2 separate regions of the Homo sapiens genome follow, and region 1 is linked to region 2. Evidence: chromatin contacts called from ENCODE Hi-C or POLR2A ChIA-PET data. All regions are on one chromosome and are shown on one strand. The core of a region is the stretch at or near the end of the contact, and the rest is flanking DNA. Distances in the headings are between cores, read along the strand shown.

Region 1 (6,465 bases), core at 1,273-3,772, 120 kb before region 2:
AGAAGTGAATAAAACAGCAAAAAATTCCTGTCCTTAAAGAGCTTATATTCTAATGTAGACTAAGACTAACTGATCAATGAATAACTAAATTATACAGTAAGTGATCGGTGCCCCAGAAAAAACAAAGCAAGGCAAGGGGGACAGGAAGTGACTATTTGGAAAAGAAGGAAAATTGACATTTTAAATAGGGTGGTCAGCACAGGCTTCATGGAAAAAGTAACATCAGAATGAAGACTTGAAGAAAGAGAGGGAGTTAGCCATGCAGGCAATAGCATTCCAGTCCTAAGAAACAGCCAGTTAAGGCCCTAAAGGGAACTTGTGTTGCAGATTCACGCAACAGCTAAGAGTCCAGTGTGACAGAAGGAGAATCACTGAGGAGAGTAACAGAAGAGATCAGAGAGGTAGTGGGACCAGACCATGAAGAGCCTATAGACCCCTGTAAGGACTTAGACTTCTAGTCTGAGAAAAGGGAAGTCATTGCAGGACTCTGAGCAGAGAAACGACATGATCTATGTTTCAAAATTATTGCAGGGTTGGGAGCTGGGTGCAGTGGCTCACACCTGTAATCCCAACACTTTGGGAGGCTGAAGCAGGAGGATCACTTGAGGCCAGGAGTTTAAGATCAGCCTGGGCAACAGAGCAAGACATAAAAATTTAAAAAATTAGCCAGAAATGGTGGCACATGCCTGTAATCTCAGCTACTCGGGAGGCTGAGGCAGGAGGATTGCTTGAGCTCAGGAGTTCGAGGCTGCACTGAGCAGCCTGAACTCCAGCCTGAGTGACAGGGTAATATCCTGTCTCAAAAAAAAGGGAAATTATCACAGAGTTAGGAGACTAGATAATGAGTCAGATTGATCAGATTTAAAAAATTAACTGACAGAGAAATAAATGAGCACAGGAATCTCACTAGACTATAAGACTGGGAGTATGAAGTGGAAGCACAGAGATATTAATGCAGATGAAGGAGAAAAGGAGGAAGTATAAACAAAATGTCATGATACAATGAAACGTAAAGACACTGTTCAACTTTCCTTAGATGAGGAATCCTTTATGGAAGCTTTTTTAAAACAATAACTTATTCTTTATGTAGCACTTTATACTTTTTCAAAAATATTTTCCTATCCCTTCTCTCAGTTCATACAACAGAGGAATTTCAGAATTACACATGGAGCTTATAGATAAGTCCATCTCAAACGCTAGCATTTCTCTATGAGCTGTCACATGATATGACCAAGATCCCACCGCTCTTTAACAGTAGAATCGAGACCAGAAGCCAAGTCTGACACATCACCATATACACAACAGGCACTACCATCTTCGTATCACACAGTAAGACACTAAAGCCCAGGGAGGTCATAGCACATATAGAATCACACACAAGGCAGAGGAACAGCCAAATTGAAAACCTAGCTACCAATTAACTCCAAGTCCAAAGTTCCTCAAGTAGAAGCAATCTTCTAGATAGTTTTCGCTTTATATTTTACCAGTGACACTGTAGCATACCTTTACCTCACCTCCTTTTTATATAAATTAGCATCTTATTTATCTTTACCCTAAATGCCTGCAGTCCAGGTTCTGAGGCTTTTTTGATAGTTAACAGAGCTGTTAAAAGATTTTGAGTAGAGGAGGTATAAACAGATTTGTACTTTAGATATGTTAGTCTTGTGAAATGTGGAAGGTGGGCACAAGGCAAGAGGTGAGGCAACCAGTTTGAAGGCTTCTGCACACGTCCACTCAAAAGAGAAAGTTTAAAACAGAGCAGTGGCAGAAGGAAAGGGAGAGGAGAGGACATTGGAGACACACTAACGGTAAAATTTTTAAGACTTAACTGGATTGGGAAGGGGTGGAGAATAAAGGGATCAGGAGATAAGAAAAAAGAGTCAAGGATGATCCCAAGTTTCTTGCTTGGATAGTTAATGTACCACCTACTAAAATAGGGAATAAAAGAGAAACAGGTTTGGAGAGAGACGAGTTCACTTGTAGATAGGTTAAGATTGGGGTAACCCAACTCATTCGGGTGGAATGTCCATCAAAGAGTCAGATATATGAATTTAGAGTTTAAAAAGAAGTCAGAACAAGAGATTGAAACCATTAACACATATGTGGTAAACATATATGCAATATAGTTATTTCTCTTAAAGTTATTTTTGAAAAAATTTTTATATGTCTAAAACAAACATATTACTTACTCTAACCAAAGCCTTACATATCATATACCTTGAAAACAAAAATCTTTCTTTACTGAATCTGGGTATACCTACCAGTGCGTAACCCTCTTCATCTGATTCAGGCTGAGACAAATCAGATTCACTCCTCGATTTGATCAGTCTATAATTTGGGCTTGTGTGGACTAGCCGGCTCTCTGCAGTAAGACTTTCACTCCTGTCTCACATGTACAAAAAAAAAAGTTTTTTGATTTAGGACTGTTAGTGAACATAAAATTGAATGGAATTGGAGCACAGAGATAATATACACACACAGGGAGGAGTAATGTCAGTTGACAGGAAATCCTGACTCTTGTCTGAGCACAAAGACCTTCTCAAAATAATTTGCATGTCACTAAACTACAGAGCAATGCAAGTAACTTCACATGCTTTTTCACTGCTGTTGTTTATATATACGAAAAATTGTGCCTCCTCATTTAATCAGAAATTTATAGCCCATGCTGAATCAGTATCAGTATTTACTTTACTTTAAGTTCATCCTAGTCAATTTGCATTTCTTCTTTCATGTCTATGTTAACATCAGAACACTGTAACTTTGGAAACAAACCATTTCAGTGCATAAAGTAATAAAGGGAAGTGAGTAGGTCATGTTTTCAGTGTCTAGTCAGTCCCACCTGGTCATAAGTCCACCCCCTTCAGAGGCACTTGTTGAAGGTTGCTGCAACTGTCCTTCTTCTCTTCGCTTCTGAAGCTCATCTATCACAGGACTTACTCCTAATATTAACAGGGCACACCGATGGATCACGGAGTTGCATGCAGCAGTGTACACATCCTGACCCTCAGGAAGGTCTGTGCTGACCCTTCGCTCTTGCTGAGACTGAGGAGGTGGATCATCAGCTCGAGCCCCAGACCCTGCCCCACTGTTCATTCTATCTCGGTCTCGGCTACGAGCTACTTCACGGGCTGAGAGGAAACACTGAAAGATTTCTGTAACATGCAACACAAAAACAAGGTCTTAACACATGGGGAGAGAAGAGCAAAGAAAATAACAATAAAAATAGTCAAAAAGTTTGGACCAAAAACTTACTGAAAGAGGGAAAAATTATTTTTTAGACATTATATACAACATAGTTAACTTAGTTAAAATTACATTTAAAATATACTAAAATACTATATTTTCATAAAAATTACATTAGGAAATACTAATCTGCCTTTACAGAATTTTAATGTAATCACAATTCAAATGTTATTAATGAATTGGATCAGTTATTTTCAACGTACGGTCCCAGACCAGCAGTACCCACATCATCTGGGCACTTGTTAGAAATGCAAATTATCAGGCCCACCCCAGACCTTCTGAATCAGAACCTCTAGGTGGGGGACCCAGCAATCTGTGTTTTAAAGGCCCTTCAGCTGATTTTGAAGCCCATAAAAGCCTGTGAAGCACAAGGTTAGGTAAAAATAACTGCTTATTTCTGAAACGTTCACAAGCTTGGTGTGAAAAATGTGAGGTTTCAAAAGAAAAAAAAAACGGACAAAATTTAAGTTATATTAGTTACAACAAAAAATTCCCTTTCCCCTTCCAAAGTCCATATAATCCCTACCATCTACACTTTGCTGTATCTTAAACACATTAAATAAGCACTGTCACTAAAGGTCTTTGCTGAAACAGAATTTAGTTTTAATATATGGGGCAAGATTGCCTCCAGAGTGAGATGGCATCACCAGGAATACCCATCTGATGCCAGCCTTTCCATCAGTGGAGTTAACAAGGTTCTGATGCAGTGGTAGATATTTCACATTAGAAAAGAAATTTTTTGCACAAATTTGGAGCGAAGACAGTATTCTTCTTTTTTTCCTTTTTCTGTTTTTTTTTTTTTTTTTTTTTGGAGATGGAGTCTCACTCTGTCGCCCGGGCTGGAGTGCAGTGGCACGATCTCGGCTCACTGCAACCTCCACCCCCAGGTTCAAGCGATTCTCCTGCCTCAGCCTCCTGAGTAGCTGGTATTACAGATGCGCGCCACCACACCGGCTAATTTTTTGTATCTTTAGTAGAGATGGGGTTTCACCATGTTGGCCAGTCTGGTCTCGAACTCCTGACCTCGTGATCCGCCTGCCTCGGCCTCCCAAAGTGCTGGGATTACAGCCGTGAGCCACCGCACCTGGCCCAAAGACGGTATTCTTAATGGGAAACCAGGCCAAAAAAGTTGGTAAAATACTAAATTCATCAGTTAATATGGAAGTACAAACTTTAAAAATTGATCTGTATATTTTATAAAATTGTGACAATATTTTTGTTATGCTATTAAAAGTCCCTTATTTCTACAAAAATCAAAGCAATAAACCCTCTCAGAGTCCAGAGCTAGAAATCAATTAAAGTGGTTAAGAGAATGGTCATTGGTGTTTGGGGCAGACCTGCTTCTAATTCTAGCTGCTACTAACTGTAGCCTAAGTCATACAATTTTGCATCCTTAAACCTTAGTTCATTCATCTTTAGAATGAGGTAGTACTAGAACTTTAGACAGTTATGATAATGAGCTAATCTATGCAAAGAACTTGACCAGTGCCTGGCATATATAGATGCTCTAAAAGCATAGCTAGTTTAAAAAGTGTTAGTTCCCAGATGACTATCATTCTTTTATTGTAATTGAGGGTTATACTTTACTATATTTTCACCTTCAGTCTGCTTCCAGGAATTTCTAAACTAAATTTATATTCAACTGCAAAAGTTCCCTCAGCCTAGGTTTTTAAAATACAATTATTTTCCTTCCCCATCTCCAACTCCCTTTACTCCATTTGGATCTTTTTCCTTTTGTTTAAATTATGTTTAGTCTTGTTTCAAGCCCCCTCAAAAATCATTTTTAGAAGTATGCAGAACACAAATAAGTTGATAATAAAGTTAGGGCCAAGTTAATTGACAGATACAGACAATCTCAAAACCAAAGGCATTGCTGATCATGTTTTAGGGTACCGACTGAATGCACACTTTAACTGGAAATAGCCAAATCACTCAAAAGATACTAATAAATGTTTTAAAAACTTGATACTTCTCTTTAAACATATAAATAACTACCTTTAAAAACTATCTGAGCCTTGGAATATAAAGGTATGAAAAGTTTTATGCACCCAGTCAATAGCAGTCTCATGTAAATTCTTGCTCCCTATCGAAACAGCAGTGTAGTCAGTGGGTGAAATTTATAATTTTAGAAGTTCCACACGTGGAAAACATTATGGCTCTCCTAATAGGCATAGAAAGGGGCTCTCTTCCTCACCGCTCAGACGTCTTCGAGGCTGGTGGACAACTTGTTGCCCCAGAGGACATATTTTGAATGGCCCTATCTGATGACTCATGAGTTTCATTTCATGATGAGGCTCAGTGAAGCAGGTACTGACATTCCTGCTTCCAGAGCTTCTCAGCCCTGAATATGTAACCCAAAAGCATCAGAATAGTACTAGCACAGTTGTAGGAGCCCCTGTCAGCTAATACAAATTGAGATCACCAGCAGAATATAAAGTCCTTTTAGAAAAACTATGGAGAAACTTTGCCTTTCTCTTTCAAGTTAGTTCCCCTATCAAAAAGCATGCCACAGTTTGTATCTAGAAAGTAAGAAGGGTATACTCACTGCCAGCTGTCATCACTTCATGTTCCCGTTCCTCCTCTTCATCCTCTGGCTCCGGATGCCCCTCTTCCCGGTCTCTCTCAGCCTGTTCTTCCATTTCAGCTTCTTCATCAATAGTTCGAGTAAATGAATGCTCCTGAGGATCAACATCTGCAGAGTCCTGGTTTTCTGATATCTTAAAGAAATTATCAGAAACTACACTAAATACATTTTTTCCAAAATCTTTTTAAAACTTTAAAAAACCTTTAATTTTTTATCATGGAAAATATTGTTGATATCAGTAATAACACATGAACTTTACTACAAAAACCCAAAAGATACACTAGATAAATCTTATAGAAATAATGTATGTACACAAAATATATAGACACATATATGCTCTTCCTTCCTCATTATTTTGATTAAAATATCATGCTGTAAATTTATTCATATCTATATTGCTATTCAGCTATAAATTCCTACAGAGCTGCAACTTAGTAAGTTGTAATGAACATGATACCAAGCATAAAAGGTAATTAAGGCAGAGAATTTTTATTCTATTCCATTTTCTTCAAGTTGTTTATGTTACTATTACTCTGCATAAATGTTTAATAATTCTAAATTTAAAACAGTATTGGTTTTAATTTTTTTTCTTTAACTTTGCCCCTGAACAAACCAAAAATTAGAAATCTGCTAAGGAC
Region 2 (7,311 bases), core at 964-3,463:
ATTATTTGCACCCTCTACTAACCCAATCCAGTCCAATCACCAACACATTCTCCAAAATTTCTTTAAATTGAGATTTTCAAGAGATGTTTATATTAATAAGCAGATTAAGTGACGCATTTACATTTGCTTTCTCTTCCATGCAACATCAGGGTGCCTGCATTGGAAATGGAATACATGACCAGCAAATGAATGGATGTGTCACATGCAAACAGCATGACTGGAAATTTAAGAAGCAAAATGATAAGAACCTTAGGGAACGCAAAATTCATAAAAGTTTAGAATTACAAGAGGCCTTAATAGGCCATTTAATCCATTCCAATAACAACAACCCCAGATGACAATCTATCCTATTTTTAAAAGGCTCCAGATTTCCAACCTCCCTAGATATCTCATTCTGCCATACAACCTTGTCATGTGATTTGGGGGAAATATTATGACTGTTCTTTGCCCTTCCTAATGCTATCTTTTCTCAAATAATATAGCAATACATCTTAACTCACTTCCAAGATATATAAATGTGTATAGGTGCAGAATACGTGTGTGTGTGTGTGTGTCTCTATACATATATACGTACATTTATGCATAAGACAGGCACCTAGGACATTCAATTTTGCTTGTATAAACGCAGGCTATGGAAACACATATATCAAAGAGACATACTCATCCCACACTAATCACAACAGGCACTATGAAACAATGTCACAGAACAATTTTGGTCTAAAAATATCCAGTAGAAATCAATTTCATAAAACCTGAGGTAAATAGGTTTCTTCCCACTATGAATAATCATAGTTTCTTTCCCTTCTACAAATACTGCCCCATTTTGAGCAACCACCACTAACAGAATTGTAAAAATATAATATATACATAGGTACTAGACCCAAACAGACAATGTTTTAACGTTTGATTTTTCAAACCACTTAGCTAACAATCATTTTGGAAAAGGGCCCAGTGAAAAAGATAGTGATGGCAGAGTTCAGCCAGTGATAATGAACTAGCAGCCAGTTTTAATCAAGCAGGCCAGAGAACTGATTCAAATAAAATAAATCATTTTTGGAACAAATATAGAATGAGGAAGTCCCAAGCAAGGATAAAAAAAAATGTGTCTGTTAGGAAATACAATAAAATGTTAACCATGAAATGCCACCTCTGGAGATGGAATTACAAAGATGGGTTAGTTTGTTCAGATTTGTTATTCCCATCATTTAATTATCTCTATATTCTAAGTATTATAGACATTTCTTAAACTAAGACAAATCTGTCCCTGTGTTTCACAGCTCTCTAAGATAACATGTCTTTTACATAACCTCCTGGGAGAGGTGGTACAAGCTCCTGTCCTCCTCGTGTCTCCCAGTAACCTGCCACCCATCACAGAACAGATTTCACCATGTTCCCCGGGGTAGCTCCTGTCATCACCATCATCATCCTCATCTCACGCTTAAGACTAAACAATGCGCCCCGCCTCGCCTCCCGGTTGCAAAGGCTTTATAATTTGTTGTTTTATTGGGGCGGGAGATTTGGAGAAAGGTTTAGCAGATGATGAGCTGCCCTCACCCAAAGGCAGAGGAGAGGAGGAAGACACGTCGTCCCAGCCTCCACCCCGCTAAAGGCGGCCGGCGCCTGGGGACACCGGGGTCGCGGCACTCCCCGGACCCTGAGAGGGAGTCGGCCGCCGCCCGCGGACCGAGCCCCAGCCGGGGCAGAGGAGCTGGTCAGCAGATAAAGGAATGAAGCAGAAAGAGACGCGACCACAGCGGGGCCGGGGCACAGACGTTGTAAGCCGCTGGAGGGGCGGGTCTCTCGGCCCTCTCCGCGGGCGCCTCGGCTTCTACGCTGCTCCGAGGCGCCCGGGCGGCAGGAGGCCTCTAGAGCCGGGGACCCGGGGGATCCGCGGCGCGCCAGGAGGGCTCCCCCAGCTCGCCTGCCGCCCACCCGGGACCCCAGCAGCCCCGCTCGGCTGCAGTCCCGAAACGGCCCCGGCCGGCCCTGCGCGGCCGGCAAAGCACACACGCGCGCGCGCACACACACACACACACACACACACACACACACACACAGGACCAGGAGGACGGTAGATGATGCGTTACCGTACGTGGCTCTGGAGCTGGCGGGGTGGGGCGCGGCTCCGGCGACCCGAGCCCGGCTCCGCAGAGGCTGCGGCGGTCGCGTCCTTTATTTTTGCTGCAGCAGCAGCGACTTGTCAAAGGGAAAGACGTAAGAGGCGGCGGCAGCAGCGGCGGCGTCAGGCGAGTCTCACGAGATTTGGGCGGAACTCTCGCGCAGCCGGGAGCCCTCGCCCCGCCCAACAGGCCCAGCGCGGGAGGTGAAAGGGGAACCGAGAGGAAGGCGGCTGAGGTGGAGTTGGGGGTTGAGCGAAAAGGGGAAAGGGATTTGGGAGCGAGGGGAGCCAAGCTAGGTGCTGGGGACACTTTGCTACCGCGCGGCCCTCACCCTTCAGCCGTCGCGGAATCCGGGCAGCCCCGACCGCCTGCGGGGACCTGACTCCACAGATGAAGCACAATTGGGGGCGTTTCACAAAGGGTGGTGAGGAGTGGGGGGCCATGCAGTGCGCCCCCTTTTCCTCGTGGTGGGCAGGGAAGACCCCGCCGCCAGGCGAAGGGACACGTGTTACGGCCGGCGGCAGGGCCAGGGCCTCACCCCTTTATCTCCGCCTCGCACCCGGCGCCCCACGCTCTTTATCTCTCATCGCAGCGGCCCCGGCCCTCCGGCCGGCTAAGTTCAATCACATAAAAGCGTTTCACTTGACCTACTCTTCCACCTTGTTCATGTCTTTGCGCCTTATGGGACTGCCAGAACCCTGCAGATGCCAGGGCCTGGCTCCTCGGTTTTCTTTTCTGCTTGGGAACACAGTAGTGTCCTTTGGGTGACTTACATCCTTGATCATGACCTCGACCTCCACGTGAAACCCCATGAGGGGAAGGACACAGACTGGCTCAGTCCTCACCATATCTCCAGCGCCTAACATAGGTCCAAGTGGACATTAAATTGTTGAGTGAATACCCCATCTCCATCTTCCTCCTTCTGTACCTGGTTTTACTCCTTTCCAGCCACCTTCATGGTGTCTTTCCTTCCAGATATTCTAACGAGCATCAATTAAACTGACCGATGACTTGGGGACAAAAAATAGAGTTGGCCTCTGCGTTCCAGAAGTTTGCAATCCAATTGGAGGCGTAGGAGAAGCACACAAACATACAAGCCATGAATGTGTCACTAATGTAAGAAATTACGGTATAGACAGACGAGGGAGTGCTTTCCCATGGTTAAATTAGATACATGTTTGTGTGTCACATGAGGCAGTTTAGTCCAAGAGTTAGGAGCCATGTGCTTCACTGTCAGACACTGGTGGGAATTCTGGAATCCCACTTACCCCAGGTGTGTGACCTTGGGCAAGTTGCTTGACCTCTCTGAACCTCAGTTCCTTATGTGTCAATTTATAATGCCAGTTCTTGTTATCACAAGGTTCCTCTGAGGAGTAAAATATATGTAAAGCTCACATACGGCACATATTAAGTACTCATTAAATGATGGGTCTTAGGTGTGTAGCTTTTAAGTTTCTATGTATAAAATGTGTATTTCTGGTAAATGATGTAAGGGAGTAGCTACATGAGGAGTGATGTCATTGTTGCTAGTGCTTTATGATCTGGGTATTGTGTGTGAAGCATACTCAAAAACAACAAGCAAAAGCTCCTCCTTTTAACTTGTTGATGTCATCTACGTCACTCACAAATATGATATTCTGTCTTTCTTGAATTTGTAAAATTGTACTGGTTTTGCCCACTTTTTCTTTTTCTTTTTTTTGAGATGGAGTTTTGCTCTTGTTGCCCAGGCTAGAGTGCAATGGCACCATCTTGGCTCACTGCAACCTCCGCCTCCCAGGTTTAAGCGATTCTCCTGCCTCAGCCTCCCAAGTAGGTGGGATTACAGGTGTGTGCCACCATGCCTGGCTAATTTTTGTATTTTTAGTAGAGATGGGGTTCCACCATATTGGCCAGGCTGGTCTCGAACTCCTGACCTTGTGATCCGACCGCCTTGGCCTCCCAAAGTGCTGGGATTACAGGGGTGAGCCACCGTGCCCAGCCTGGTTTTGCCCATTCTATTTCAAGAAAAGGACTGCTTACTTTAAAGACCAATCAAGAGACTCCCTCTTTTACCATCTCCTTAGCTTCCACCCTCAGAGCTGTGTGTAAAAGAGAATTGAATACAACTGTGTTCAGTTGCATACAATTAGCAAATACTGTTAGTGTCAGCAAGTGAGCCCTGACTACTAGCCACCCTCACCTTGACCACACCACTCTTTCCCAAAACACTGTTTTTTTCTTTCTTTCTTTTTTCTTTTTGAGGTGGAGTCTCACTCTGCTGCTTAGGCTAGAGTGCAGTGGCGTGATCTTGGCTCACTTCAACCTCTGTCTCCCGGGTTCAAGCGATCCTCCTGCCTCAGTCTTCCTAGTAGCTGGGATTACAGGTGTGCTGCACCATGCCCGGCTAATTTTTTTATATTTTAGTAGAGACAGGGTTTCACCATGTTGCCCAGGCTGCTCTCGAACTCCTGACCTCAAATGATCTGCCTGCCTCGGCCTCCCAAAGTGCTGGGATTACAGGCGTGAGCCACCGCACCATGCTTAAAACACTGTTTCATACTCAAATCAGCATATCCTGGAACCTTGTTGTCAGCATTAACCTCCCAACTCTACCAGTTCATTTTATTCAGATTTCCCTAAAGAAAAATGTTGGAGATGGGAAGAGTGGATGGAGGGATCTCAGAGCCACAGCCAAGTCCTAAGCATCACAAGCCCTTGGTCTGATAGCCCTCTGAGCAGCATACCCTGGCCATACCAGTCAGCCACATCTTCCTCCCCTCACGTATGTCACCCCCACTTCATGCCTCATACTTCACAGCACCACACCACAGCTGGGAGGTCCCAGGCAAAGGAACTGGAGAATCAACAGTAGAATATATATTTTTCATCTTTCATCTGCATTTAGGAAATGTGCAACTCCTAGATAAAAATCAGGGCTAAGTTTGAAGTGAAGAAATCCAGCAGAGCAGTAAAGTGTGGAGGCAGAGCAGCAGGGGTAAACAGACACTGGGAGTAAGTTTGTGTTGCCCTTGGCACTTGGCTCAGGAAATATATCACTCTGAAAACAGAAAAGAGCTCCAGAGCAGGAATCCATGGACATGAGTTCTGGTAGCTCCAGAAATTGCAGCCTAGTTGCCCTGCCATTACACAGTCTTTCTGAGCCTAGTCTCACATCTGTAAATAGGGGTAATAATAAAACCCACTGCCTGCCGGAGAGTATCATGGGAGTCAAATAACATAAGAAAGTACTTTGTAACCATATTTGTAGCACTATTTAAATGTGAGGTATGATTATTCATTCATTCATTTAACAGGTCTTTGTGGAATGCCTATCATAAGTCAGGCACTGTGCAAGGCACTAAATATACTATTGAACAAGCTTAAACACCTGCCCTCAAGGAGCTTATGGTCTAATGGGAGGAGAGAGGGAAGAAAATAGATCGATATAATATCACATGAGGAGAGTGCAAGTGATAAAGGTATAGTGGGAGGGAGCAAGCAAACCAGAAGAAGTGCAAAAAGAGCTGAAAGCCTTTTTGGAGGAGGTTTAGAAAACATATATAATGGGCCAGGCACGGTGGCTCACGCCTGTAATCCCAGCAATTTGAGAGGCTGAGGTGGGCAGATTACCTGAGGTCAGGAGTTCAAGACCAGTCTGGCCAACATGGCAAAACCCCGTCTCTATTTAAAAAATACAAAAATTAGCCAGGCTTGGTGGCGGGCACCTGTAATCCCAGCTACTCAGGAGTCTGAGGCAGGGAGAATTGCTTGAACCCAGGAAGCAGAGGTTGCAGTGAGCGGAAATCGCACCACTGAACTCCAGCCTGGGTGACAGAGTGAGATTCTGTCTCAAAAAAAAAAAAGCATCCATAATGAAGATTCATCACATTTCATGAAGAGCGATTCCTAAATCAACTCCAAAATAACTTCAACAAATTGTTCTGTTGTGGGCTGTGAATTCTCCTTGGTTCTAATAAAAATTGTATCTCCTAAACCATTAGAAAAGAGTCTTTGATGTGGAGTCATTATATACACCCTTAGCTTTGAATAAAGATGGAATTAATGGAGAGAAAAATTAGTGGTATCTTAATTAGAAACATTTTGTTCTTACAGCTTGTGTTTAAACACCAGAAAAAGAATTCATTCCACCTCACGTACTTGGTCCCCAATAGTTCCCTTCAGCCACTCTTTTGATCCAGATAATATTGCAGATCAGAGCCTAAGAGGCATTTCCAAAATATGACAACACATACTTTATTTTCATTTATGGTTTATTTATACAGATGGTCCCTGACTTCTCTGATTTTTCAACCTTAATGATGGTGTGAAAGCAATATGCATTCAGTAGAAACTGTACTTCAAATTTTGAATTTTTATCTTTTCCTGGGCAATATGGATATTCTCCTACAGTCTTGGGCAGTGGCAGCAAGCTGCAGCTCCCAGTCAGGCTTGCAATCACCAACACTACAGTGTCCTGTTTTGCCAGATGATTTTGTCCAGCTGTAGGCTAATGTAAGTGTTGTGAGCACTTCAAATTAGGGTGGGCTAAGCTATGATGTTCAATAGGTTAATTGTATTAAATGCATTTTTGACTTTTTTGTTGTTGTTGAGACAGACTTTTGTTGTTGTTGTTGTTGTTGCAGTCACAGTTCACTGAAGCCTCTACCACCCAGGCTCAAGCAATCCTCCCACCCCAGCCTCCCAAATAGCTGGGACTACAGGCACATGCCATCACGCCCAGCTAATTTTTTTTATTTTTTTACTTTTAGTAGAGATGAGGTCTGCTATGTTGTCCAGGATGGTCTTGAATTCTTGGACTCAAGCAATTCTCCCGCCTCAGCCTCCCAAAATGCTGGGATCGCAAGCATGAGCCACCGCACCTGGCCTGACTTGATTTATGACGGGTTTATTGGGATATAACCCCATCGTATGTGGAGGAGCATCTGTACTCTGCTTCTTTACAAAAGGCTTTGAGATAGCTATTAACACTTTATTCATAATCATATTCCCTACAAAGAAACTCCAAGAGAGTGTATCAGTTCATCATTTCTCACAATTATTGAGTTCCTTCCATGTGTAAGACATTATGCTAGAACTATAAGCTGTATGAAGCGTGTCCATGCCCTTTAGGGGTCTGAAAACTATAGATGCAGATATATATCCATGAAAATATAGCTAAATAATAAACAACTCTATCCCTTTATCCTTATAG

Evidence for each region. A loop is a pair of places that touch in the nucleus more often than their neighbours do. ChIA-PET counts read pairs that join two places held with the same protein, here RNA polymerase II (POLR2A). Pooled maps may share reads with other maps.
Region 1: a pooled map shows a loop between it and region 2 (2.5-fold over the local background). The contact joins the enhancer-like site here to the promoter of HERC1 in region 2. A Hi-C loop is called at or near these places in 2 of 50 pooled maps. POLR2A ChIA-PET finds 5 or more read pairs at or near these places in 4 of 52 experiments (BJ, activated naive CD4-positive, alpha-beta T cell and naive thymus-derived CD8-positive, alpha-beta T cell).

What each region holds. Positions count from the first base shown.
Region 1 is chr15:63,710,514-63,716,978 of GRCh38, forward strand. It overlaps HERC1 (HECT and RLD domain containing E3 ubiquitin protein ligase family member 1), which reads right to left. Exons shown (of 78, transcript NM_003922.4): 22 at 5,789-5,960; 23 at 2,840-3,152; 24 at 2,262-2,382. Among named protein-coding and RNA genes, the nearest start is that of USP3-AS1, 110 kb to the left of the region's middle. RefSeq lists enhancers at 3,739-4,240, 4,241-4,740. Within about 2 kb of position 2,523, at least 3 of the 41 ENCODE cell types and tissues checked have a DNase peak (open chromatin) inside an H3K27ac peak, as active enhancers do.
Region 2 is chr15:63,831,735-63,839,045 of GRCh38, forward strand. It overlaps HERC1 (HECT and RLD domain containing E3 ubiquitin protein ligase family member 1), which reads right to left and starts at 2,214. Exons shown (of 78, transcript NM_003922.4): 1 at 2,093-2,214. RefSeq lists enhancers at 1,370-2,235, 2,236-3,099, 2,273-2,402 and a silencer at 1,603-2,032.